Regions from separate parts of the Mus musculus genome. Here all the other regions are linked to region 3. A link is a loop called in an ENCODE intact Hi-C map of the cell type or tissue named here. Cell type or tissue: gastrocnemius. All regions are shown on one strand. Links, peaks and the distances in the headings refer to the core of each region. The heading gives the core; the rest is flanking DNA.

Region 1 (5,607 bases), core at 374-5,373, 240 kb after region 3:
GAAGTGATAAAACTCAGACATTCCCAGAGGTTTCTTGCTTATGAAATCCTTTTCATCAAAGAGCACCCTACCTGCGAGTTCAAAAGGATTGCCACATGTTTTGATGTTACCCTTAGTTCTCCTGATGAGCTCAGCTGCTCCTGCTTGCCAAGGCATAACAAGATGGCCCTGGCTTTACCCATTTGTCCTGGCTTACAGAGCAGAATCACAAAGAAGCAGTTCCTTTCTGACCCCAGGGGAGGAAGGGTCAAACCCCCAAGAGGTTGATCATACTGAAGTAGGTGGTATGAAAGGAATAAAAATGAAAAAGATAAAGTTATCCACTCATAATAATGAGCCTTAGAGGGTAATTAATGGTCATTATAGTAATGAAGTAATGATCTGGGCAAATGACCTTAGCCAAGGATAGGATGAGCCCAGTAGGCTTGCTCAGTGCTCCTGAGGATATTGGATTCACTGCTCTATCTCTGAGCCCACACTACTTTCTTGCCCCTACTGACCAGGTCAACTAAGACATTCCCTGCTATGGCTGTTGAATGTCTTCTATTTGTCTCTCTACCTGGGTCTTCTTTTGTTTGTCTTTACATGTGTCTGGTGTGTTTGTGTACCAGTGTTTGCATGAGTGTGGGTACACAAGGTCTGGTGTCTTCCATGATTGATTCCTACGTATTTAAATATATTTAATTGAGCCTGGGTTTCTCACTTGAACCCAGAGCTCTAGGAATTGTCCTGTCTCTACCTCCCTGAACGCTGGGATTTCAGATGGGTCTCGATGCCCACTCAGCGTTTATGTAGGCTCTGGGGACCTGAACTCTGGTCTCTTTATGCTTGCCCAACAATCACTTTACCTACTGAACCATTTCCTCTGCTCTTTCCCATCCCACTTTCTTTTCCTCCTCTTTCTGATCTTGCTCTGTGTCTAGGGAGGCTAGTTTGTGGGGATTGTCTTTTCTCTTGTTTTCTCAAGTCAGGGTTTCTCTCTGTACCTCTGGCTGCCCTGGAACTCTCTCTGTAGACCAGGCTGGCCTAGAACTCATAGAGATCCACCTGCCTCTGCCTCCTGAGTCCTGGGATTAAAGGTGTGCACCACCACCACTACTACCACCAGTCTTAACAGACTCCTTAGGCTCCTGGCTCCCTCCAAGTAGTCTTTCCTCAAACTCCTCTCTCTTTGGGGTTCTAGAAACCCCACATCTAGCCCTGGATACGTGGACTGACAGTGGCTCTCCCTGGTGTGCCAGTCCCTCCATCCTTGTGCTTTCTTATTCACACACATTCTTTCCAAACTGGAGTGTGAAATCTTTCTGCCTGACCCTGAAGTGTAAGGTAGTGAATCACTGGCCCTCTGTGGTCTACAGCTTTTGGTACAGGATTGGATAACTCTTCTATTCTCTTCATATTTTCTGATTTATAACGAGCGTTATAGACAAAAATGATACCTAAGCACCTTCTGATTGTGTTTATCCTGCAATATCCTTTTCCGGTTTGAGTTTTAACCATGGTAGTGGAGGGAGTGCAGGCAAGTCTATACTGCGTAGCTGTCATTTCCAACCACTTATAACAACAGTTAATAACATCCGGGCGGCGTTTTACAGCTGCAGAGATGATACTAGAAGCATCAGTAATCTGTTTTGTCATTTTGGTACGTGAGGGTTCAAGGTCATGTGGTTTCAGCATTTAAGATATGATGTTGCTCCCAACAGGCTCTTTCAGGAAAGGTTTTGGAAGGTCCCTGGGCTAGAGAAACGCAGTGAGAGGCCACCATTCCTTCGGGCCTCCGTTCCCCTTCGGGTAAAAGAAAGCGAACTGCTCCAAGTTCAGTGCAGAGCTCAAGCGCCACAGGCACAAAAGCAGACTGCGCACTTGGGGAAGGCAGCAGAACTTGGCGCCCGGAGGCTCAAGGCCGGGTGGGTGGGGCGAGAGTGAGCCTCTTGTGATTGGTGTGCGGCCCTCCGCCTTAACCAATGAACTGAGAGAACGGGCGGGGGCGGGACAGACACGTCGTCTTAAACGACCTGACGCGCCGGGCAGCCACATCGCGCTTCGTGGCTGAAGTACAGTCAGTGTCGCTTAGCGGACGCTGTCAGGTACGACGTACGCGCCGGGGCTGGGCCAGAGCGACTAGGGCCCACTCGGTGTTCTGGAGTCTCCGCCGGGGCAACACTGGAATCTCCGGGTCTAGGGCGCCACGCAGGCCCGGGGTGGGGCGGGCTCGGCGTGAGGACGGGCGGGGCACGGCTTGGGCTCACTGTCCCCGGGGGACTCGGCTAAGGGGACTGGGGCCTTGGAGGTCTCGACTTTGAAAAGGCGGCGTTGAGGGCGCGGGGCACCACGAGCAGCTTGGCGGGGGGTGGGTGGGGGGTGGGGGTGGGAAGAGGAGGGAAGGACCCGATCCCTGGGGACAGAACTGCGAACTTGTGGTCGCGTCACCGGGAGGGGGCGCTGATGCGGACCAAGTCCGAGCTCCTTGGGCAGCTTTTACGTCTCGTGGCAGATCATACCCATCCCTCCCCAATCCCCACTTCTCTTCAGTCCTAAACCAAATAAGAGGATTGAGGAAGTGACGTGCACTCTGTGATGAGATGGTGGCTAAGGATTGGCCCACAGGGCTCTCTGCACGAAGAGCCCCCTCCTTAGGCCTTTGACAAGCTATGTTGAACCTCAGTAAATTCCAGTCTAATTGTGGGGAGCTCTTGCTGCCAGCAAATCTTGCCTCAGGCCTACAGCAATGCCCGGGAGTACATTTACCTTGTAGATGTGTCAAGATATATTAAGGGAGGAGTGGTTTTGGAATGAAGTGGCTTTGCTACTTGAATAACCTCTGATTTCTCCACCCTAAATTTTCTTGATCAAACTTGTTAGTGTCTGTAGGTAAATTAATTTTATGTAACTTGTAACTGTACTTTAAATTGTATGTGTGTGATCAGGAATGAATGCGCCATCCGAGGCCAGAGGGATTCGATACCCCTGGAGCAGTTCTTGATAGTTGTGCCATGTAATGTGGGTGTTAGGAACCAAACTCTGGTCTTCTGCAAGCATAGTAGGTGATCTTAACTGCTGAGCCATCTTTCCAGCCCCTAAAACTTTAATTAGTACATATTTTAAAAGGTATTTTTTCCTGTCTCATCTATTTACCTTCCGGTCTACTTTTACTATGGTTATATGGATATGTATTTTATGCTCTTTGCAGAGTTCTTGAGGATGAGCCAAACTGTATACCTGTATACTTTTTTTTTTTTTTAGATTTATTTATTTATTATACGTAAGTACACTGTAGCTGTCTTCAGACACTCCAGAAGAGGGCATCAGATTTCATTATGGATGGTTGTGAGCCCCCATGTGGTTGCTGGGATTTGAACTCAGGACCTTCAGAAGAGCAGTCGGTGCTCTTAACCACCGAGCCTTCTCCCCAGCCCCCAAACTGTATACTTTTAAAAATAGTAATGAATGGGTAGTGATGTGGAGGTGTGTGGAGGGTGCGGTGTAGTTGGTTCAATCCTTTCCCAGTAGTGTTACTTTAGTTGTTTGCCAGTGACGCACTTGAGGTGAATTTTAGCCAGAATATTGGTTACATAAAACAAAGCTTATGTTGACAGACCTTCCAAAAAAAAGAAAAAAAAATTAAGGGCTGCATTTGTGAATGGTTACCTCAGAAAAGTAAATATTTAACAAGCGCCAAACCAAATTTACTTCTCAAGCTGAAGATTTTCAATGGCTTTTGGATGACTTTACCCTGCTGTTTCTTTTAGAGCAATTTAAGGAAAGGTTATTTAATAAGGCAGACTAAACAAATTCTTCCAAATGCAGCCCTTAATGGAGACTGTACTGTGGAGATATTCCTGTGAGCTAATGGGGAAGGGAATAATGGTGGCCTGAAATTAAACATAGGTGTTCAACATGCTCGGCCTGTCGTTAGTTCTTATGTTTGGGCTCTTATATCTGCTAAATATAAATAGCAGATAGATAATAAATAGGAATAATCTATATATCTATCTATCAATCATCTTTGGTTTCTCGAGACAGGGTTCCTCTGGGTAGCTCTGGCTGTCCCAGACTCACTTTGTAGACCAAACTGGCATCAACTCTGAACCCTTGATGAAAAGATGAGTTTCCATAGGAGGACAGAGAAGTAGCCTCTCAGAGCTGAGTTATTTTGATGCAGGATGGGTGACCTGGTTACCTGGCTTGTCTGGTTGCTACCTTGCCTCCCTCAGGAGTTGTGTGTTCAGGAAGGCTCTTCTTCACCTGCCAGACAAGAGAATACCAGCAGCAGGTGGGTACCCAGGTACCCAGGGGAGGGGATTTTTGAGACAGGGTTGACTTTTCCTTTTTTACAAGCTTAAGTTCACAGTGGGGACTGCTTGAAAACAAGTGCCTGAAGTGTTAGGATCTGTGATAAAAGTCTGCAATGTTCTTAATGTCCTAAAGTGTTTAGGAGGGACTTTCGTTGTAAATTCAAAGGGAGAAGGTGGAAAAAATTATCTATATAGTATTTATGCACAGAAGAAAATTGGTAGTTAATGGTAATCTCTTAAGTAGGTAATTTTCTTGTCTGACTGCTATTTATTTTATTTTATTTTAATATTAAGGCAAGGTCTCTCTTTATAGCCCTGGCTGAGCTGGGACTATGTAGACCAGGTTGGCCTCAAACTCCTAGAGGTCCATCTGCCTCTGCCTCTCTAGAGTGTTGGGATTAAAGGCTTGCTTGACCACCTCTAACTTCTTGGGTATCTGAGAATAGCCTTAGGCTCCTGATCCTCCTGCCTCTGCTTCTCTAGTTTATTTGGTACTGGAGATGGACTCCAAGGCTTCGAATCTATTAGGCAAGAACTTACCAACTGATCCTTAGTCCCCGAGGATCTCATTTTTATTTTTTAATGAAAAACGATCCAGTTTGAAGACCCTGGCCGTGTTGTTTGAAAGCTGTGGAACTTGGCTAGTGTTCCTATGACCTTAGAGCAGAAGAGAGTGTAATGAATAGCTCCTTTGTGCTAAACCAGAGGCTTTCACATGGGCTCCTCAAGACCCCATCGAAGTTCAGAAAGAGTGACACATTCACGCAGAGCTGCACACTGAATTTAAATCTGAATTGTGCAGTGCTGTGGATTTTCTATCACACTTCTACCATTTCCAGAGCCCCTGTGAAGGAGAAGATTGTTGGTGGCTGTTTTAAAGCCTTCTTTAATTTTGTTCTAATATTTCTCATACAGTACCAAGCTCAGTAACTTGAACACAGAGGCTCTTTAATAGAAAAGTGTGTACTAGATTCTGCTCTGTCATGGTCTGTGCAACTTGTAGCCTTTTCCAGTTAAGTTGAATATCCAGAGTATTACTCATATTTTGAATGTTTCTTGTTACGCTACTGAACATTCTACATGAAATTGAGAGGACCCAGCAGATAAAGAGATTCTAGCTGAGGAGGTAACTCAGTGTAAGTTGAGATAAGTCGAGTTCAGATAACCTTTTAGATTCTTTCCCATTGCACTCTTTATTTTGTTTTGAGTCAGCTGAATGTAGCCTTGGACTGGAAACCCTCCTGTCTTAGCCACTGCCCCCTCCTTCCCCACCCCGTAACCCATGGCTACAGTCACTTGCTGTCCTATTGCA
Region 2 (5,607 bases), core at 214-5,213, 180 kb before region 3:
TTAGTGCCCAAGGTTTTTTGGGTGTGCTTCTGCCCTTCCAGTCTAACAGCACTGCCTCACAATGCCTGAGGTCTGTGCTCATGCATGAGACCCCTCTGCTAACGCAGGTTTACCGCCCCTCACCTCATAAGAGCAATAGTACCCATTATCAAGGTCCCTTAGCAAATGCCTGTGGTCCAGAGATGTCCTCTGCAGCCAGGCAGCCAGGGTGACCTGCTCAGGGTGCCTTGCCTCACTCTGAGCTGTCTGTTCTTCTGAGGGAGTCACTCATCGAGCCCTGGAGCCAGGGCAGCCATGGTAACAGGATGAGACATGCCACTGCTGCTAAAGAGCGTTAGGGAACTGTTCATCGCTTTCCTGTCTTATGATTTCAGTTCTAGCCCTCAGTCTTAACACTATCAGAACCCAAGGCCACCCTGAAAGTAGGTGCCCAGATACCATCTGTAGGTCAAGAGGAAGCCATTTGTCCTGAGCAACAGGATAGCCACGTTGCCTGTGCCACTGCTTAGAAAGGTTACGTGTGAGCAGTCAGGGCCTCTGCTTTCTTCTGTTTACTAGGCTGTCCACAGGACATCTAGACCTTGCCCTAAAGAGTGGCCAGGAGAGCTACCCATTTCCTCAAAATGCCCTCTGCCCAAGAAGGGAGTGTCCAGACATCTCCTGGGGACTTGGGTTACTTCTGAGGAATGAGCAATCCACCTCAGGTGTCCTCAGGCCCATTAGGCAGTTAGTTCCCCCAGTGGCCTCCTGTCTTCTATCAGCCACAAGCTTTAGGAATGTGGATAGCTTTAAAATCAAGATCCTCCTGCCTCTGGCCTTCAGAGTTGGTGTATTGCCATGCTTGGCCTGAGCTATGTTTGCAAACAGTGATTAGTGAGTGGTGGTGTGGTCTTTTCATTAAGAGTGCATAAGGTTCAAACTGTCTCCTTGACCAATATAGCTCTGGAAAAGGTCTGGGCTTCTGGCCCTCCACTCTGAATCCTGCCCAGGTAAAGCTGAGGCTGAAGAACCTTTGGGTGGAGTGTCGAGATCTGCTGAGCTTCAGAAACAAGTCTGCTGAATACACTGGAGTGGTCCTCCATTTCTAAGTAGGGTGCTTAGGGATCCAGGGTCGTCGCTCACCTCTGTGCCTGGCCATTGCCCTTTCAGGGATCGCTGTGTGCAACATCCCATCTGCTGCAGTGGAGGAGACAGCAGATTCGACAGTCTGCCACATTCTCAATCTGTATCGGCGGAACACATGGCTCTACCAGGCCCTCCGAGAAGGCACTCGAGTACAGAGTGTGGAACAGATCCGTGAGGTCGCCTCAGGAGCTGCTCGGATCCGAGGGGAAACACTGGGCCTCATTGGCTTTGGTATGTGCCCCTTGAGAGGTCTACTGTGTGGGGAGGTAAAGGGTCAACTTGCTCAGAGATATGATCCGAGCCTGTTCTACAAGAATGTTTCTATGTGGCCGATCAGGGATGCAGCACGAGTGTACCCTCTGCTGTCACTGGAAAAGGGGCGTGCTTGGTAAACCTCCCTGGGGCAGAGGATAATGGGTTAGCTGTGTGTTTGTATAGCAACCTGGGCCCATGGGTCCTGAAGGCTACTGAATGCAGATGGCACCCTGCAGCAGTAACATGAAGCCACTTAAAGATTCAAGCCTGAGGGTAATGCCAGGCCACGGTCTTGGAAATCTCTTGTGAGGATGGGACAAGGCATGGTCTTTCTGGACCTGGTTGTTGCCATGGAGATAGTTGAGCAGAGGCCCTGGCAATATCAGCAAGTGCAGTAGGGGGGACCAGGGAAGCAGGCAAGTGTGGGCTGAAATAGGTCCCCTAGCTGGCTGCTGCCACTCACCTACTGTGTAACAAGCAGGGAATTATTTGGCTTCACTGCCTCCATTTCTGGCTCTGTAACTAGAGGTGGCAGCAGGGGATATATGGTTGCTACCTCTTTTGAGACCCAAGTGTAACATGGGATAGTTCAATTCTGGCTTTCAGAAAACATTTCCAGTTTGCATCACCTTTATTTAGCTCAGAGCCAGGTGAGGGTCTCGGCTTCTGAGAGGCAGCGTGAAAAGAGGGACAGTTGGCTGCAGGGCTACTCATCTTTCTCCAGCGCATGACTCCCTGGCCTCTGGAGCAGTCGGGGTCCGAGTTCAAGTGATCAGGTGCTGAGTAAGGTTCTGTGAGGTTTCACACGCCTTCAGAAATGCAGGTACCATGGGTGAACACCGCAGCACCCTCTGCTGGTATCCTAGTGTGCTTCCTGTGACTCTAAAGTGCTCATCAAGTTTTGGAAGCCCTTCTTGTGGCTTGGGATGTATGGTCTCTGGTGAGGCTGTAGAACCTGTGGGCAGCTCTGAGCAGCCAGCCAACTGGTGGGAAGCTCTCCGTATTCTAGAGCCTTCAGGTGGGTGGGGTCTTTCAGCTTTTCCTAAGCTCCCTTGCTTAGCTCCTCTACACTCATGGCTGCTGCAGTCTCCCTGGCTCTCTGCACAGATCTGACCCCCTGAGCTGTAGAGGACAGATAGGAAGAAGGCTATTAGCTGGCTCCTCATTAGAGCCCCTGGTGTGGACCAAGAGCATCCTCTTAGCTCTGCTGATAACAACAGGAGAGCCTCAAGTGAACCTGCAACAGACCTGAGCAGAGGTCTCTCAGGCTTCGTACCATATTTATAAAAATTGTCTAGGTATTTGCCTATCCGGATTTGATTTTGTTTTTAATTTGGCACACAGGGCTTTAGGTACCATTATGGCATTTTTTTAAAAATGTGCTTTATTAAAAACTAGAATACTTCTCATCATGCCACCTTTATCCAGGGCCCACATTTAACTATTTATGTACTGCCAAATAAAAGGGTTCTGTCTTAATATGGCCTGTGCCCTTAGGTTTTCATCTACAGGGTCTGTGATTTTTGACAGTGCTTTAGACAGAAGCTCTCTGGGTCAGCTTAGAGGGCAGTGAAAACCTGTGTGGGAGGCGATGAGACATCTCCACTGAGAATGGCACTGTCAATACAGGGTGTTTAGATCTGTCTTGGTGATCTGGGCTCCTGCCACCTCCTGAGGTACTGGACCTACAAAGGCCTCAGGCCACCGTGTAGCACACAGTTACAAGAAGGAATCGTTATCCTCTTGGGCATGGACCACATGGTGGGGTCCTCAATCCCATGTTTCAGGGATATCACTGAGTCCCTGACTCTGCCACACTTCTGCCACCTTCCACTGTCCAATCCTGCTTGCTCCATTGCCACACACTGCAGTGTGGCTAGTCCAGCTCCTGGTCAGCTGTGTCTTCCAAGAGAGATGACGTTGTCACTGCAGCTGTCCCTCTCTGTCAGAGTGACCTTATTAGTCCTTTGTTGGGGGGCGGGCGGGACTACCAACCAGATTAACTGTCAGCTGCTGGCTGTTGGGAAATACGCATCTTCCTATCATTTTCAAAGCCAGTATATGTGGGTGTACACCTGCCAGGGTTTGCTCGGGGGTCAGAGAACAAGCAGAGTTGGTTCCCCTTCTGCAGTGTGGGTTGTCAGACCTGGCAGCCGGGACTTTACCCACTAAACCATCAACACTGCCCTGCTCACGTCTTTGAATAGTCTTGTTGTTGTTTGAGGGTGGGGCTTGTTGTTGGGTAGTTTTGTTGTTACTGTTGTGGGGGGGGGGCGTTTGTTTGTTTTTGTTGACTTTTGAGATAGGGTCTCTCACTGTGTAGCTAGCTCTGACCGTCTTGAAACTCACTCTGTAGACCAGGCTGGCCTCGAACTCACAGAGATTTACCTGCCTCTGCTTCCGGAGCGCTAGAGTTAAAGGCATGCAGTACTATGCCTCTGTTGAATAGGGTTTTAGATAAGATGTACCTTAGAGTCTGCCTAGTTGAAATCCAGTCAAACCATCATTTTCAACCCAAAAAACTGGTAGTGCTGTCAAGGAGCAACTGTGGATTTGAGCCTAGAATGGCCCCTGTGGAGTTCAGAGGGTTTTTGTGGCCCACTATGTGACATCCATTATGATTTGGAGTATCCTAGACTACAGGTTAGAACTGCACATCAGAATCTATTAAGCTTTAGGGCCAATGGTGCTTTGACCCTCATACCTCTCTGAGAGAAACAAATCCAACAGAGCTTAGGGCAGAAACATTGATGTTCACATACTGAGAACAAGAAGGAAGGACAGTGCCACTTAAAGCTGCCATATAAACAAAAATGAAAGAACAAGACAGGGAAACATATTGGTGATGTCTGGACCTGAGGAAAGGACATGTGACATTCATTACATTCTAAATGGGTATTGGTTTGAAAGTGCCCATGATAAATAATAATTTAAAAGAATCCTCTGGGGCTGGAGTTGGCTAGTCAACTAAGGTATGTGCTGTTCCCAGCATCCATACTGGGCACTTTACATCTCTCTGTAATGCTAGCTCTGGGGAGGCAGTTTCTCAATTGAGATTTCCTCCCTTCAGATAACTCTAGCTTATGTCAAGTTGGTATAAGACTAGCCAGCACAGATGCCCTCCCGGCCTCTGGGTACCTGCACTTACACGTACAAATATAAAGCATAATTTAAAGTCTTTTTTTTAAAAAGCCTGTGGCGTCTTGACAGTCTGAGGAGACACATTCTGCTTTGGTATGGTAACTCGGTAGCACTTGCCAGCAAAGATGATAATCTCTGGCCAGTCATGGGATAAAGGGGACAGCATACAAGATCTGCAGGCCTTTCTTTCTCACTTGGACATTCTATCTCTGCACAGGTCGCACAGGGCAGGCAGTTGCTGTTCGAGCCAAGGCCTTTGGATTCAGCGTCATATTTTATGACCCCTACTTACAGGATGGGATAGAACGATCTCTGGGCGTGCAAAGGGTCTACACCCTGCAGGACTTGCTATATCAGAGCGACTGCGTCTCCTTGCACTGCAACCTGAACGAGCACAACCATCACCTCATCAATGACTTCACTATCAAGCAGGTAATGTGAAGGCAAATGAGCTCTTCTTAGCTTCACTGCAGAGTCAAATAGCACCTGCCACGGGCACAGCAGACTACAGGGAAGTGTCCCTGGGACAAATCAGTAATAGAGCTTAGGACCCAGCTGGCTTCCATTCACCCCTTCGGGCAGACAAGCACAGCTCCAACATTTTGTACCTTATGGCCCTGTCAAGAAAGAGAATACTTCTGGCCTACTTTTACGGTCAAGACTTCCAACCTCTTCCCCTGAACTGCTGCTGCCTATGGTGGGGAAACAGCAGAGCCGCAGAGCTCCAAGCTTGCCCAGCTTTGTCTCGGAAGCTTCTGTTCCAGAGATTCTCCCTGCTACTCTAATGAGATAAAGATATAGCCAGCTTCTCTTTCCTTCTGCAGATGAGGCAAGGTGCATTCCTTGTGAATGCAGCCCGAGGTGGCCTGGTGGATGAGAAAGCCTTAGCTCAGGCCCTCAAGGAGGGCAGGATACGAGGAGCTGCCCTGGATGTGCACGAGTCTGAGCCCTTCAGGTATGTGTGCTTCTAGCTTCCTACTGGGTACAGGGGTGGGGCACTGATTCCACATCTGATCTGTCACTTGGAATTTGAAGAACTTTCTAACACCAGTTCCTGGGCAGGAAACTCTGCAAATGATGCTTAGT
Region 3 (5,607 bases), core at 351-5,350:
TTGCACCCAGAGTCAGGAACAGTGCTTTATTATCCTAAAGTGTGACCGCACCAGAGTCCGTGCCACCTCCCTTTGCGGTCTTGTTCGCCACAGATTCTTTTAAACTGCTAAGCCAAACCCGGAAGCTGGCCATCTGAAGCCCACGAGGCCTGAGTTTCAATCCTGACTTGTGCGGTGCTACTTCCCTGAGCCCCGGCATCCAGGCGTGAGAGGTGCGTGGTGCGGGTTCACTGGACACCCGGCCACACTGACGGAGGCGCGCCGTGGACCCCCCCCCCTCTCCCCGCCCACCGGCGGCTGCGCGCACTGCACCTCGTAGCGGCACGCCGGGCGCCCCGGCCGCGACGCCGCCCGCACAGCGCCACCGAGTTCACGCAGCCGCGGTCGAGCTGCCCGGCGGCAGCAGTGGGCATTGGCGGCCTGGCCGAGGTCGGTTAAAGGGACGAGTTGCAAACAGTTCAGGAAGTGACAAGTCGATTTCCTCCTCCCCGGGAGTCGCTCGGTACAAAGCGCTCGGCGCCGGCCGGAGAGCGTGCGCACGGCGGACGCGGGCGTGCAGCCCGGACGACTTGGCGAGCGCTTGCAGTGACGGCCCGCGTCCGGCGCGCACAGTAAGCGACCCGGCCGGGCAACCGCGCCAGGGGGCTGGTCCGGAGTGGGGTCGGTGCGAGCTCCCCGGCGGCGGCGGCGGCGGGGGAAGTTGGGCTCGCGTGCGCTGCGCTCGCTCTTTCCTTCCTTAATGCTGCTGGCTTTCTTTCTCCCTGTCTCCTTGTTATACGGCGGATCCGGTGGTTTCTACCGGCGCCGACTCTTGCTCGCCCTGGTGCAGGCGTGAGACTTGTCAGCGCGCTGGCGGGGGACGAGCAAACCTAGCGCTGCCGAAAAGTCTGCGCTCCGCCGACCCAGCGGACGGCCGCGGAGACGGCTGCGTCCCGAGCAGCCTCCTCCTTTGAGGCTCAACTTGAGCCCTGGCTTGTGGCAGCAGCGAAGGCGCTGAGCCCCGAAGTTCCGCATCGTTTGCAGACAACTCTTTTGTTCACGGAAGTTTACACCCGCCACCCCTGGGATGCGGGCGCGCAGGGACGACTCCAAGGCTACACGACTGACCCGCGCGGTGTCGATGGGGGTGAGAGGGCGCTCTGCCTAGGGAGGGGGAAGCAGGCGGCGTGGCCGAGGCCAGGGCTTGAGGAGTGGGGGGTCGCCTGTGCCGGCGTGGTTTTTGCACATGGCGAAGAGGGCCGTCCGTCACAGGATACTAGCCTAGTCACATTTTTTTTTTTTTCTTTCTGCCAATCCTTGGTTTGCTAGCCGGTGGGAGTCAGGTTGCCAGCTAGGGGTTTCACTTGGTGGAACCGGGACCAAAGAGACTTGGAAACCCAGAATCCGAAGAGGGTGATTTGAGTTGACCCAAGTGTTTTCTCGACCCCCCCTCCCGCCCCCACATACACAAGCTCCTCTTCTACCCTCAGACTAGGGGAACAGTGCTTGCGGGTGAGTGGGACAAGGGCCTGGAATTGCGTGGGCAGGCTTGTTCTGGACCCTCGCCTTTGGACGCCCCCTGATGCTCCTGACCGCCGGGTTCGTTAACACGTACTGTACTTAGTACCATGGCGAACAAAGAAAAGCTCTTTGCAGCATTTGGTGAATGGGATTCTGCCTCCTATAGGCCACACTCTTGAGTTTTCCATACGGTAAAATTGGGACTCTGGTGTTGGGAAAGTGGCCCCCGTCGTGGGTTGCATTCAGGTCCTGGCCCCATTTGTGCTGCCGCTGCCGCCTCTGCCGCCTCGGTACTTGTCTCGCAGGAGTTGGTACAGATGGAGCTAGGCTGGTGGTGGTTCAACAGGAACAAATGTTTGTTGAATTATTGGACGGTGGAGAAAGGGACTGTTTTCTGTTGACTGCTTCAAGAGTTGGAATGACATTGTTTGTTGGCCCAGGAAGCCAGGCAAAATGTCTTGGGCTCCTTCAGCATATTAGCAGACCTCCAAATGACATGCTAGCATATGTGTTCCCAGCAGTCCCCACGCCTGGAAGGGGGGAAGCCCTCCTTGCTGAATCCTGGACTCCCGTTTTGAACGATATGACTTGATTTGAGGCTCTGGGGAAAGAATGGAGTCTGCGCACCCGTGCAACTCACGATCTTGACTGGGCCACCAAGTTTTGGTTTCATTTTAATTTTTCCACTTAGCAGGGACTTATCTCAGTTACAGTTCTGACAGTGAGTTGAAGGTCTGTAGATTCCCCTTCCCCCTTTGCTGTGCGCTAGATTAGCAGAAAACTTGTTCCAGGTGATAGGCCCCCTTTAGTGAAAGAAGGGTTGAGTATTAAGGTTAGTAACTGTAGTTGTAGACTCAGGGGGTGTGCGGATCCAGTTTCTGGACCCTGTGGTAGTCAAGAAATCTAAGAGGCTTGGGGAATGCCTGCGGTTTTCTTCCAAGTGTCCACATCGGGAACAAGATGCTCTTGAGACCAGTTCAGAATAGCTCTGGTCAAGGACTTGCGCCTACCCACCCCCTACCCCTCCCCCCCCCCCCCCCCCCCCGCACACACCACAAGAGTGTGATGTGCGTTCATTTTAACATCAAAGCAAGCATTCTGGAAAGGCTGGCTGCAGACCTTGGACTCTAAGGTTGTTGAAGGCAGGATAAGTTCACTGTTTTGGTTGATAATGATTCTAATCAGCTTCTCTCCCTTTGTTTCCAGTGTAGTAGGTATGTTATGGAAAGAGTTTTAGATAGATACTTCAAGGTCTTCATAGAGGAGTCACTCAACTGACATTTTACAGGAAGCCCTTCCTGGGTGCTCACCTGCTCCCCCACCCCCTTTCCTTCTCTCTCTCCTAACCGTCCCCTCTCTCCCACCCTCTCTTCCTCTGTCCCTCCCTCCTCACCTTTCTTTTGCTCCTTGTTAGTTGGTACCCCCTAGCATCCCCATCCTGTAGTTCCATAGTAGCTGGTTTGTTTTAAGTGAGTTCCTTGAGCTGGTGCTTGACCCATGATGGGAGCTCAGCCAAAGCTAGCTCTCCTCCTCCTCCAGGAGAGAGCTGTGTCTAAATGCTGTCAGCAGGGGGCACTGTGGAGCAATCTGGTGCCTGCAGAGCTCTTTAAAATGCACACCCTTCCCAGCCACTCCTCTTCAGCTGGCACTGAGGGTTGAGGGCTGGGTCCTCTGTCCCAGCTGAAGTGTCATTCAGGCATGAGACTTTCTAGGGTTAAATCATGCACAGTCTGGAAAACTTGTTTGTACCCATAAGAGGGGAAAAAAAAAACCCACTGAAGTAAACACTCAGGTCAGCACAACCGCCACCACTGTGCACACCTCTCTGATGTGTAATAAAAGAAACCTGCAGGCATAATTTGTTATGTAATATGCTGATAGTACAAGTTTTGGTTTTAGATGGGAACCAGATGTGGACAGACCCTGTTTAATTGCTCTTGAGATGAGGGGAGGGGGTGTTAATAGATTAAGTAGTTCTGCGAACCCCAAAGGTGGTTTGTTTTTTGCTTTGACTTAGGGGATAGCCCCAATCTCAGGGCTCTCTCTCCAGGTTACTGCCTCTCTGTCGGGACTGCTGCAGCTGTCCTTTTTGTCAGACTCCTCCTCTCTCAAAAGAGCCAGTTTGTTGCCAACGCGAAGCACATGGCTGGGTCTAGCTGGGCTCAGCGCTGCTTAGCTCTGCTGGGCTCTGTTCCTCCTCTTCTCTCTCCGTCCAGCTGCTGCCCTGCCCTCCACTGTGTGAGACAGAATGGCCCAGGGACTTGGGTCCTGCCAGAAGTGCTGAGTGCTCTCCTTCATAAACATTGTCCTGGAGGAGTGTGTTCACACTTGTTCAGTGAATACCTTTTCCCAAAACTTGTGCACTTAGTCTTCTCTGATTAATTTCTGTTTGTTTCCTGCCCAACTTTATGAAGATTTTTTTTTCTCTATACACTCGAATCACCTTTATTATTCTCCAGGGTTGGGGACTGCTTAGTAATAGCTGACCCCATTAACAGCAGCTTCATTGCTTGCTGGGATTGTGAACTTTGGAAACAAACCCAGAGGCTTAGATATGCTGATGTGCCCTGAGACTTGCTTAGAAAATTTTTGTTTTAGTACAGTTTACATTAACATGATTAATGGCCATGCCACTGAAAAGTCTATATTCAAAAGCAGCTCCCGTTCCCTAGGTTCTTCATATGGTGAAGTAAGGTTCCTTGCCAAACAACATTGTTTTAGGGTAACTGGGTTGGCTTAACGCAGACCTCTAGTGCGCGTGGTTTGGCCTGAAGGCTTGGCCTTTGCACGTTTGGAGTTATGGTTTTGATGGTGTCTGTCTTAATCGTAAGGAACCCAGGTCAGAGGGAACCTCTGTGAAAATGCTCTGAGGATCTGAGCAGAAACCAATGCTTTTTGAATAAAGTGGGAGAGATTTGGCTGCAGGATGTTTTGGAGGGGTGCTGGGAGGCTGGAGCCAAGGACAAGGTTGTCCCCTACCCCTAAGTGAATGGAGACACTTGAGCTTTTCTGAAAAAGAAAAAAAAAAATAGAGATGTCCTTGGTCGTCCTCCCCCCACCTCCCCCTCCGTCGTTGTTAAATGCCAATTGATTGAGAGGGAAAGCGCTGCTGGGTGGGTCTGCGGGCAGCCTCGGGAACCAAGAAAATAAAAACACTTTCGAAGGACTCGGCAAGAGTTTGCATTTCAAAGGGTCTACCTTGTAGACTTTCACATCACGTCAGGGGTTACAGAGAAGTGTGACAGGCACCCCCACTCTTTTAACCGGTCTCTCTCTCCTGCTGTGGGGGCTGGAGGGGAAGCTGCCTTTTGCTTGGGGGATGGGAACAGTGTGGCCAGATCTTGCTAGGACTTCATAGAAAGGAGAGCAAACCTCAGAGTCATCCTTGAATCTCTAGGGGGGGGGGGGGGGGGGAGTACTTTTCCCACTGTGTCACTCTCAGGCCGGCGACAGCAGGTCGTGTTGGTAAACAGCCCATCTGACCCCTGGACCGGGTAGCAGGCCGACATTTGATTCTTCCTCTCACCCTTTCCCTTCTTGCACTATACAAAGAAGCAGATTCTTGCCCAGTGCTAGTGTAATGCTGCCCCCAAGGCTGTAGCCCAGTAGATGCAGGCTGAGACTCACGGGGGAGGGGTGTGTGGAGCCCGGCCTCCTCGAGTACGGGCAGCCCGCACTTCCACAGAGGAAACTGAGGCTCTGAGAAACCAGATACCTGGTCCAAGGCCACACAGCTGGAAGGCAGAGAAGCCAGTAGCAGCTGCTGAGTCTGGCTGGCTGAAAAGCCTGCTTTTCCCCTCCACCCTGCTATCAGTCTTGAGTGTCACAAGCTAGAGGCACTAGGTTCTGTTTCATCTCAAAGCATAAATTTTGTTTAGTCTTGTTAGCACAACAGCAAAACTTAACATTTTTAACTGCCCGTTTCTCCACGCCTCTCCCTGTCCTGTGCCCACCCACCCCCCCACCTTGTTTTTTTCTTTTTCTTTAATTGAACTCTTGAATTCTATCTTCTGCAGGCCCAAAGGCGGGGCCCTAGCTGGGGGACTGAGATGTTTTGCTTGAACTTTCAAAAGACAGATTCACAAGAAAATGTAATTATTCCCAGTG
Region 4 (5,607 bases), core at 333-5,332, 140 kb after region 3:
ACCAGAGCTAAAACAGAGATACTCTGCTGAATAACAACAAAACAACAAGCCAGGCGTGATGGCGCACGCCTTTAATCCCAGCACTTGGGAGGCAGAGGCAGGCAGATTTCTGAGTTTGAGGCCAGCCTGGTCTACAAAGTGAGTTCCAGGACAGCCAGGGCTATACAGAGAAACCCTGTCTTGAAAAACCAAAAATAAATAAACAAATAAACAAAATACAAAAACAACAAAACAAACAACAACAAAAACTCCAGACCCCAAATTACCCATAATGCAGTGCTCCCTGTGGAAAAAGTATAGGAAAGTAGTTACCCCAGAGAGAGGCAGGGGTCTTGTGTAAGCTGGACACATCCTGTTTCTTCATAGGGGGCTGGTTACAGGGATGTGTCTTGCTCTGTCAAGATATACCAACTAGAGCCAGGCGAGGTGGCTTACATCTACAGATAGCACTAGGGAGACTGAGGACAGAGTTGCAATTCAGTCAGGGCCACCCAGTAGCATCCTGTCTGGAAGGAAGGCAGAAGGCAGACGGTATCCTTATGACACTTGCTTTTTAGTGAAGATAATTTAAAGAAGAAATGCATCTACTTAACATGTGCATCAAAGCTAATAACATCCAATAGCTGCTTGTACATGGGTGTGGGCATGTGAGCACTACATCTGTGCACTTACAGAAGTGCATGCCTAAATGTCTGCTTGTGTATTATATGGATGCATGTGTAGACACGTGATCATGTATGTTGTGAATAACACTTCAGCTTAGCAGAGGTCCTAAGTGACAGTCAGCAATGTAAGAGGTCAAGTGTCCTTTGTCAATAGTTCTGTCCACTGTCAAACTGGAGCGGTGGATTACGATCAGCTGGAGACACCAGTGACCCCGGAGGCCATGACACTAGGCATTTACAAGCATTGTTCTAGGCTGGGTGTCAGGCCAAGAATTAGGTTTGTATTTTCTGTTCCCTTCCCATGTATATGCCCATGTATAAATGGAGGAGCCTCAAGCCAGGAGAGGAGAGCTGAAGGCTAGCTGGGATTGGATGGCCAGAGTCCTTTGGCTAGTCTGAGAGCTGCAGGCATCACCTGGGTTGCACTGTCTCTCTTACTTAGCAATCCTTACCTTGGGTAAACCCGGGCCTGTGGCTACAGAGCAGTCAAGGAAGGACTAAGTCCCCTGGGATCTTGAAGTCCTCTTTAGGGACAATCAATTCAAATACAATCACAACATCAGAGGATGGGGCAAGAGGCAGGGGTGGACAGAAGCGGAGCTACAAGGGACCACACCTTCCGGGGGCACCAAGGCACAAACCCCAGCTCTGTGTTTCCAGAGTCCCAGAGAAATGCCCTCATCCTCACCCACACTGCTCTTGGCAGGGGCCTGGGACACAAGGACGACAGAGAGCTCTGCCTGGGGCTGGGGGTTCCAGCATCTGGCTGGCACCATCTGAAGGAGAGCTGGATGGATGCAGGCTCTGGATGCCTACTGGGGTACATTTTTCTAGGCCTGTGCCTACAGTAAAGAAATGGAGCAGGACCCTGCTCTCGACCCGTATGGGGAAATACAGTGGAAAGAGTCAGTATGGTTACAGTGAACTCTAAGCAGACCTCTTGATAGCTGCTCACCAGACTCTGCCTCCTTCATACGAGAGAAGAGCTAACTGCCCACCTCAAACACCTGAGTTCTGCAGGCGTTGTCCTATCAACCCTGCACAGAAGACCTGACTAGGCAGGCGTGAATTGTTCCTGTAGATGGGGCCCCTGCTCTGACACACTAGCTGGTTTTCACGGTATAAACGTTTCCATGGTGGATGTTCCAAGCTGTGAATGAACCATGACTCCGAGGACACAGGAAAATGAACAGTACTACCAAGCCGCTCCCAATACCCTCAGGCCTACAACCGTCATCCACACGCTGCTTAGATCACCAAGGACAAACAGAAGCAGGAATGACCTTCCTGCTCTCTAGCTTAATGGCCTCTGGCGGACAGGAAAGTGGCTTGTGTCTCTGGGAGGCAAGGATAACCCCTACTGAGTATAAGTTCCTTCTGGGACCCAGCCATTCTAAGCAGACTGCTGGCAGAGAGAAGGTGCCAAGAACTAGAGACTATTCAATACCATAGTCATCTCGAGGCTCTGTCCCCTTGGGGTAAGAGGAGAAGGTGCGTCTGGGGGCTAGGGCAGACTGGGAATCTCTGTGCTCAGCCACACCTGTCCCTGGGCCTCTCTCGCTGAGATACCAGAGGGTGGCATGGTAACTGCCCATAACAAACACTGCACAGCTGCCAAGGCTGGAGTTCCAGGCCACCCAGGGACAGGATGGGCCTCCGAGCCTGGTAACCGAGGCCCTCCGAGGACAGCAGAGGTCGCCCTCGCCTTTGTTGCCTTGGTTTTCTTGGCTCCTGAAGGCAGAAAGGTTTCTCTCCTTCACTCTTGTAACCAGATCATGTCGGCTGCAGCTGGAAGTCAGCAGCCTTGGTCCTGGCTCTGTCAGCCATCCTCCTTAGCTGCCGCCTGACCTTCAGCAAGGTCACTGTCCTGAGACAATGAATGGGATGCTTCTACCTGGATGTGCCAGCAAGTTCTCGCCCCACCCCTCCCTTCTTGCTTCCTTGTTACTGTTGGGGTTGCCATGTAGCCCACTGCCTCTTCAGCACTGGGATTAGAGGTGCCCATCATCAAACCTGGCAACCAGACCCCAAAGGACACAAGATCTGAGTGATAGCCTGGATATCTAGATACAGACTTTAAAATAGTGCTGGGAACTAAACCATAACCCTAAATAAAACCTGCAGCAGAGCCTGCAACGCCTTTAATCCCAGCACTTGGGAGGCAGAGGCAGGCAGATTTCTGAGTTCAAGGCCAGCCTGGTCTACAGAGTGAGTTCCAGGACAGCCAGGGATACACAGAGAAACCCAAATAAGTAAGTAGGTAAGTAAGTAAATAAATAAATAAATAAATAAATAAATAAATAAATAAATAAATCTTGCAGCAGAGACACACTGGTGGTTGTATTTGGGAGATTACAGCTTGTGCATAGATGCCTATATTCTTTTTACAAACATTTTCTTTCTTTCTTTCTTTCTTTCTTTCTTTCTTTCTTTCTTCCTTCCTTCCTTTCTTTCTTTCTTTCTCTCTTTAAAAAAAGGGGGGTCATGAATTTGAGAGATTGGGAGGTGAGAAGAGCAGGGGTGGAAGAAGGAAAGGGGAGGAAGAAAATGATGTAATTATATTTTAATTTAAAAAATACCTGAAACTTTTTTTTAATTTATTGGATGATACATATGTCATAGAACCCATGCCAAGGGTGTGTGTGGAGGTCAGAGGACAGATTTTAAAAACAAAAATGCTTCTCTCTTTCTACCATGAAGATCCCAGGAATTTATAATTCAGGTTGGCAGGCTTGGCAGCAAGCCCCTCTAGTAAATGAGCCATCTCACTGGCCCAAGGGTCTTCACTCTTTTATAGACTCCCACTGAAGGATGGCAAGGGAAGATGGCTCTCACTTCTGTAGGCAGATGTAGAACAAGTGGGCAGACAGGCAAAACCCTCCAGTGTAGCCAAAAGGTACTGTAAACCTGAAACTCCCCACCCACACGGTTTCTTGGCATGCTACAAGCCAAGAGAAGGAGAGCGAGGGTGGCAGGGAGGAAGTCTCTTCATAGCCTCAGATGGGTCTCACTGATGCTTATGGAGCACAGTACAGGGCACTAGAGACGTGTGGTGCAGGGCACAAGCCACACCACAGGGTGACGGCACTGCTGTGGAACCAGCACTGTCTTCTATGACAGCTGTGGCTTCACTCAAGTGCTCTCTGGTCTGGTGCCTGATGGGAGTGCAGGCTGGAACAGGGCGTGTCAGGGGAAGTCAGGGCAGAGCCCAGCAGCACAACAGTTGCACCAGTCACGAGTTCTCTCACAGCTTGGCAGGTCAGGCCTTCCAGCCCAGAGCAGCTGCCAAATGGCTTCCCAGGCCACATGAGATCGACCAGGTGGCTTCCTTTTTCAATATCCAACCTTTTCCTTAATAAACAATAATGTAACTCTACCAAACTTTGGAATTTAGAAACAGGAAGAAAACTCTCTCCGATTCCACAGCTGGGCATACCTCCCAGCCCAGAATCACTCCATACCCTGCCACCTCCCACTGGGGAAGCAGGGCGTGTGTCCAGCATTCACCCCTAGCAGATACTCCACAAATGCCTGCATGAAGGATGCTGACACCCATGTACAGACAGACAGACAGACAGACAGACAGACAGCTGGCTGACTCCAAGCCCCTACCTCTGCAACTCTGAAACTCCCTCCCCATGTAACATGTGTTCAAGGCCCATTGTTAGCATCTACGTTGGGTCACTGAAGCCATCTCCTTAGTATGCTACATGCAAGGGTTATTTTCTTTCTTGATACACTGTCAGTAAACTTCCCAAGGTATGTGTAGATTCACCCAGAGTTGTAAGAAATCTAAGTTACTCAATTCGCCCTAACAGCAGCATCTCGCTGTCAAAGCCAGCGTGCTGACCTCACTGGGGTGGAAGCACCTCCATGATCACCAGGATTCTTCACAGGGCGTCTTTGTTTATGTAGCTGGTTTTCTTTTCTGAGATTTATTTTTATTTATTTTATGTGTATGAGGACACAGCCGCTGTCTTCAGACAGGCCAGAAGAGGCCATCTGATCCCATTAGAGATGGTTGTGAGTCACCATGTAGTTGCTGGGAATTGAATTCAGGACCAAAGAGCAGTCAGTGCTCTTAACCACTGAGCCATCTCTCCAGCCTCTATGTAGTTGATTTTTTTTTTTTTTGAGTCATGTTTTTTATTTGTTCCTTTCTTGCATTTGACATTCTCTTTGATGACATCTTAGACTGAGAGTCGCTGCCACAGTGCTTTACCACGACACAACTGCAACCAACTGCTTTACAAGATGTCCCCTTTGGCTCCGATTCACAGAGGTCCATCTCTTTAGTTTCTTGTTATCAGCCTTAACTAGGTTGACCTGGTGCTCGGCACAAAGGGTCTCAGTAACGTGTACTCTAAGGTTCATCATGACTGGATGCAGGCATGCAAAGACGGGCTTCATGTTGGCCTAAGGGTCTGGAAGCTTCTCATATTTATGTGCTAGGTTGTCATGGATGAGACTGACACATGGTACCCACTGTGAAATCCAGAGCTGGCACTGCATATCCTAAACAGGTGCCCTTGAGGACAGTGCAGGGGACAACGATTGCTAGTGCTCTAAGAAGCAGCCTTTCAGGTTCATGGGCCACTGCAGAGCTGCTGAGAGCGTCCTCCAGGATCCAATCATAGGCTGCATGAAATAGTTCCAGCCTAGTACCCTTCTCTTAGGCCTCCTCCCTACTGGCCTCACTGCTGACTTGGTGGGTGGCCATTCTATCAATACCGCTTGGGTTATGGCCTGGCTGGAAGGGTGTGGGCCCTAGGGAAGCTAGCCAGGTCCCTGGATTGAAGCCTGGAACCCACAGTGAAGGGACTAGAGGACACGGTGCAGCTGGAGTCAGCGAGCACACATCCTAGCAGGTGCACCCAGATCCCACTTGGCTACCTTCAGCATCAGGTCAGTCTTTCCCAAGGGTCAGAGGGCAACAGAGGCC

The links. A loop is a pair of places that touch in the nucleus more often than their neighbours do. Peaks named below come from ENCODE experiments on the same cell type or tissue, not always from the same donor. Only the 100,000 strongest peaks of a DNase experiment are listed, where the experiment ranks them.
Region 1: it touches region 3 in a loop (2.7-fold over the local background); 8 of 42 quality-filtered maps call a loop at or near these places.
Region 2: a loop joins it to region 3, with 4 times the contacts of the local background. A loop is called at or near these places in 4 of 42 quality-filtered maps.
Region 4: it touches region 3 in a loop (4-fold over the local background); 11 of 42 quality-filtered maps call a loop at or near these places.

Annotation. Positions count from the first base shown.
Region 1 is chr7:132,572,775-132,578,381 of GRCm38, reverse strand. It overlaps Oat (ornithine aminotransferase), which reads left to right and starts at 1,984. Exons shown (of 10, transcript NM_016978.2): 1 at 1,984-2,087. In gastrocnemius, for the core only: CTCF peaks have their summits at 2,234 and 2,434 (motif pointing right); DNase peaks (open chromatin) are centred at 1,972 and 2,407; H3K4me3 peaks cover 2,787 bases; H3K27ac peaks cover 4,238 bases.
Region 2 is chr7:132,990,908-132,996,514 of GRCm38, reverse strand. It overlaps Ctbp2 (C-terminal binding protein 2), which reads left to right. Exons shown (of 9, transcript NM_001170744.1): 4 at 1,150-1,356; 5 at 4,739-4,953; 6 at 5,346-5,476. Among named protein-coding and RNA genes, the nearest start is that of 4932437C15Rik, 7.7 kb to the left of the region's middle. In gastrocnemius, for the core only: a CTCF peak has its summit at 2,223 (motif pointing left); no DNase peak of the experiment used is centred there; H3K27ac peaks cover 5,000 bases.
Region 3 is chr7:132,808,585-132,814,191 of GRCm38, reverse strand. Fam53b (family with sequence similarity 53, member B) reads left to right here and starts at 344. Exons shown (of 5, transcript NM_001381858.1): 1 at 344-611. In gastrocnemius, for the core only: a CTCF peak has its summit at 3,061 (motif pointing right); DNase peaks (open chromatin) are centred at 3,069, 3,663, 4,812, 5,093 and 5 more places; H3K4me3 peaks cover 4,400 bases; H3K27ac peaks cover 5,000 bases.
Region 4 is chr7:132,670,885-132,676,491 of GRCm38, reverse strand. All of the region lies in intron 6 of Lhpp (phospholysine phosphohistidine inorganic pyrophosphate phosphatase), which reads right to left. Among named protein-coding and RNA genes, the nearest start is that of Lhpp, 63 kb to the right of the region's middle. In gastrocnemius, for the core only: CTCF peaks have their summits at 2,356 (motif pointing right) and 3,723; DNase peaks (open chromatin) are centred at 2,314, 3,914 and 4,147; H3K27ac peaks cover 4,563 bases.